Regions from separate parts of the Mus musculus genome. Here region 2 is linked to region 1. The links are chromatin loops, found by intact Hi-C in ENCODE. Cell type or tissue: heart. All regions are shown on one strand.

Region 1 (2,500 bases):
TGGAGAAAGGGTGACCTTATGTGGGGCTTGGGTGACACCTAGCCTACCCTACACAGCAAGACCAGGCCCTAGTGAGGGGCCTTGTCTCAAAAGATAAGGTGGAAAGTGCCTAGTAATGGCACCCAAGATTGACAACACACACACATAGGCATGCGGTCTTCCATACATATGTGCACCCATATGGACACACACACACACAATAAATTGATGAAAAAAACCTTTCCTTTGGTATCTAAACTCATTTGTGTCTTACTAATACCAAGATATTTGGCCTCAAAATTTTCTCCAGTAAGGGTAGAAGTCCTACTTTATGAACATTTTTTACACAAAATCAATTGACTTAACAAGAGACAAACTGCATCACTTGGTTAAGCAAGTGTGTGCCTGCCTGAAAGTTTTGTCTGCTGCCGTGGAAGAAATGACTCTCAGGATGTCTTCCTAAGTCCTAGCTCGGGTTTTCTGTCATCTTAGATTTTACTGGCTGCTTTTAGTGCATCCAAGTGGATCTGAGTTATAACATGAAAAAATATTTTCCAGATGTAGGAACGGCCTGATGTGGAAGGTGTGTACCTTCTGGAACAGGGAAGGTTTTGTTCAGCAAGTTCAGAACTCAGGGAAGGTTACGACTCAGGAAAGGTCAGGAACTCTTTCTCCCAAAGCTATAGAAAACAAAGACAATATGTTCTTAGCGCTTGTGTGTGTGTGTGTGTGTGTGTGTGTGTGTGTGTTGGCTACCTTACCATTACTGTACTAGAAATTTCCTCATTTATAGAAACTCACTTAGCATAGAAGCATTCTGTAAACTACTTGAAAATTCTTCATAAAAATGTTTTATAAAGGAAAACGGACATCCCTAGAAAGCTGACAACTTAAGTTGTGTAAAAAATATTATTGCAAAAAAATGAATTAAATTGCTCCATATTTTTTTTTTTTAATTTGCTTGTCAGTCAAATCAAAGGCCTTAGGATATGCTATTTTTCCCCTTGGGTGCTTCTAGTTACATCCTAATTGATTTTTGCCACTAGAGGGCCCCAGTGAAACCCACCCCATCACTCTTTAAGAGAGGTGCTTGTTTATTTAGATTTAAGACTGCCTTAAACACTGATTCGGGTAGACTACACGTTTGTTTCTGCCATTCTACCCTTAATTACCCTTTGCCCAAACCTCCTAGATGCTGGTGTGGTAGCTGTTCTGAGCTCTCTCATGTCAGATGGCTTCACACTGAGCCTTCTCAGCCAGTCAATATGGGTATCTGGTTGTTGGGAAATAGGACCCCTTGTGCATGGTGTGTCCTGCAATTTGATGTCATCTTAGGCCTGTTCTAATCAGAGTCAAGGCTCATGAGGAAGCTTGCAGGAAAGTTAGGAAATGCAGTAATTTTCTCACTGAAAGCAAGAGGGCCTTTGTATTGCTTCCTCTGGTCTGTGCTGTCATCTCTTGGGAGCATCTATCCCTTCTCAGGCTCAGGCCCCTTTCATATTCTGTCTGTTTTACAGCTTCACTATGAGTAAAACTTTCAAAATATTGAAACCAAACCCTCAACATTTAATCCCAGACTCAAAGTGATCTGGGGATTGCAGGCAAAGCTCAGAGAAGGCTGGGGCGGGAAATGGACAGTTCCTCATTGTCGCCTTGGTTAACACTCCTGATCCTTCTATGTGCCCTGGTTCTGCACCATCCACACGTTGTCTCATTTAACCTCCGAAAAAACTGCAAGGGTGTTAGCATTCATTATCATTGTCCTTCTGATCTTTCTGATGAGCTAAGGGAGATTTAGAGACACCAAGCAGCAAGGATTGCAGTCCTAGCGAGTCATAATTACTCCACCAAGCTGCTCACCAAAGCCAGGAGGAGAGAAAATTTCAGAAGTGTCCTGGGACTCTGATGAAAAAAACAAAAACAAAAACAAATCCTCTTCTAAGGCTCCTTGCTGCTGTTTTATCAGCCAGCCTGACTCTGGAGAAGCACACACACATATGTATACATATGTACACACACACACGTGTATACACACACATATACATACACATACCTGCAAATACATACATGCATGCACATATAAACATATATACACACATGCATACACTCACACATGTGCACACATACACGTGCACATGTATACATACATGAACAGTTTCACACCTACACTTTTCTATCTAACAGAAGTAAATATATATTGCACCATAAACATTAAAAATAAGTCTCACAGTGATGATGTAATGAAAAGTGGGTGAAGCCCGAAGCCAGAAAAGGTTGCTGATGCTCTCAAGGGCTGGCAGTGTAGATCCAGGGAGGAGGACTCTGAAGACCTTTACAAATTAAGTCTCTGGAAAACCATTGCAACCTTGTTTGACATAATATAGTAAAAGTTGCTCAGCTGCAAAATGTTAGTTCCTGCTTCCAGTTCTATTTATTAAGTTAATATTTATATTTTGATTTTTTTCCCTCCCCTTTTAGGGACAACCAGGTGACCCAGGACCACAAGGACCATCTGGCCCTC
Region 2 (2,500 bases), 540 kb after region 1:
TACACTTCTGGATCACAGTCAGTCACGGAGCAAAGCCAGGGCAGGAACCCAAGCAAGAATTTGCAGCAGAAACCATGAAGGAACAATGCTTGCTGGCTCCCGTATGGGTTCACACTTACCTAGCTTTCTTAGACAACCCGGGACCACAGGCCACAGTAGGCTGGGCTCCCCTACAGCAACTAAGAACAAAGACAACCCCCCACAGACATCCCCACAGGCCAATGTGATTCGGCTACTCCTTCAATTGAGACTCCCTTCCCAGATGACCCTGGGCTACATCAGGTTGGCAGTTAAAGCTAACCACCGCGTGGGGTAAGCTGGCTGGCTAGATGCTCTACCAGTGAGCTCTAGATCTTACTGAGAGACCCACCCTCTACGAATAGGGTGTAAAGTGATAGAGGAAAACTCCCAGGGTTAATCTGGGCCCTACACACGCCTCATACACCTGTACCCACACATGTACACACACACACTTGCATGCATACCACACACATGTACACAGGATTGTTTTTAAGGTTTAAGTAATATATCATTGTCATAGCGCTGCACTCTTGTGGCTCTCTGGGACCAGGACATGTTATAACCTCATTCCTTTAATTCTCACAAATGCCTCATGGCGTTGTTGAGAAAACTAGGGGCCGGCCACAGGGTCTAGCAGCACGGTGTTACTATCCTAGCACTGGGGAGGCAGAGACAGGCCAATCTCTCCGAGTTTGAAGCCAGCCTTGTCTACACAGAAAGTTCCAGGCCTCGTTGGCCCCCATGGGTAGTCACAGATTTACTGAGCATAGATCTGGGGCTGTCACCCAGTTCTGTTCGGCAGCACAGCCCTTCTCCTCAGCATCGTCCTCTGCTCGATATTGAAAGCAAGTGTTCCAACAGAGTTGAAAATTTCAAATAATGACACAGCAAGGCACCTGCAGAGTGTTTGCTACACTTCCCATCTCTGCTTCTCCGTATTAATTCGTGTCTCACCGCCTGCCCTCTCACCGCCTGCCCAGCCCCCACTACTGCCACCACCACGGGCAACCCTTAATTTCTCCTCAGAAACAAAAGAAATCTAAACTATGTTTGCAGAGGTCAGTTTTTGCAGAAAAAAAAAAATTGTGTGGTCGCAGCGCCCTCTGGTGGTGGCATACTTGTTTTCTCGGTGACTCTCTTGGTCCAGAGAAGCAAGAAAGGACTAGAACCGCTACCCAACACCAAAGAACTAACCTGCAAGAAATCTGCTTCGCAGTGAAGCTGAGAAATCTGCCTTTTGTTTGCCTTTCCTTACTTCTACTTTGCTGAGACCCAGGAACGTGGCACCAAGAGGACCAGGGGAGGGCAGGAAGCTGTCAGGATGTGCCTAGGCCTGGGGCTATCTCAAGACATGGAGAGCACAAAAGCCACCTGTGATCTTGGTGATAGCTCTAATTGTCAGCTTAACACAATTTAGAATCATCTAGAAAGATTCTTACAGCTTGAGACAGGAAGGCACACACTAGTAAAGACTTATACGGTAGATACATAGTGCCGACCTCCTGGTTAGGATGGAAGTTAGACAGGAGCCAGTATACATAGAATGCCTAGGCTGGTGGTGTTCAAGAAATAGTTACAACACCAAGGAGGCTGGAGATAAGGAGTGGAGGAGGGAGGAGGAGGAGGAGGAGGAGGAGGAGGAGGAGGAGGAAGAGGAGGAGGAGGAGGAGGAGGAAATGGGATCACGACTTCTCACGAATGGCTTATATTTATAACCATGGCTTGTGGTTGTAGAAGCAAGAGAGTGAGGTGGCTATTTCACACCAGCATTCAGGAAGGAGAGAGGGAGGGAGAAGAGAGAGAGGGAGGGGAAGGGGGAAAGGGAAAGAGAGTGAGAGGAAGAGAGGTGAAGCCAGAACTGGGCTGGACTTCAAAGCTCAGGCCACTCCCCTCAGTGGCCCACGTCCTCCGGCTAGGCCCTGCTTCTCAAAGGTTCCACAGCTTCCTAAAATGTCTCCACCAGCTAAGAACCAAGACTCCAAACACACGAGCTGTGCTTCAAAGAATGAGACAGCGGGGAACACAGTACCCTGCTTAGGAGAGACTAGAGACTGGGAGCAGAGATTTAACAATATTGCCATCCAACAGAGAAAGTAGGGGTGGATATCTCCTTGCCAGAGGTGCCCTCATTACAAGCCAGCCTTGCCCTTTGCCACCGTTCCCTCTGATCTGTTGAAAGACAGATGGGACAGCCACCTGTTCAGAGTCCATGCCGCTGAGAATGTCACACGTGCTGTTGGCTGGAGAACAGATATTAAATCCTGAGGCGTATCTGCTTGAACCTCAATACCTGCCGGACATCTACTGCCATTGGAAGCACGGCTCTTTGACCTTGACCCAACTGGAAATGGAGAGTGGCCTGTGGACATTGAAAGAACAGAGGGAAGCCGGGCAGTGGTGGCACACGCCTTTAATCCCAGCACTTGAGAGGCAGAGGCAGGTAGATTTCTGAGTTCGAAGCCAGCCTGGTCTACAGAGT

What was found. A loop is a pair of places that touch in the nucleus more often than their neighbours do. Peaks named below come from ENCODE experiments on the same cell type or tissue, not always from the same donor. Only the 100,000 strongest peaks of a DNase experiment are listed, where the experiment ranks them.
Region 2: a loop joins it to region 1, with 6 times the contacts of the local background. A loop is called at or near these places in 2 of 42 quality-filtered maps.

Annotation. Positions count from the first base shown.
Region 1 is chr3:145,364,388-145,366,887 of GRCm38, forward strand. Col24a1 (collagen, type XXIV, alpha 1) reads left to right here. Exons shown (of 60, transcript NM_027770.3): 19 at 2,458-2,500. Among named protein-coding and RNA genes, the nearest start is that of Gm35133, 26 kb to the right of the region's middle. In heart, a CTCF peak has its summit at 1,022 (motif pointing right); no DNase peak of the experiment used is centred here.
Region 2 is chr3:145,904,553-145,907,052 of GRCm38, forward strand. No RefSeq gene overlaps it. Among named protein-coding and RNA genes, the nearest start is that of Gm35187, 15 kb to the left of the region's middle. In heart, a CTCF peak has its summit at 1,135 (motif pointing left); no DNase peak of the experiment used is centred here; H3K4me3 peaks cover 225 bases; H3K27ac peaks cover 1,115 bases.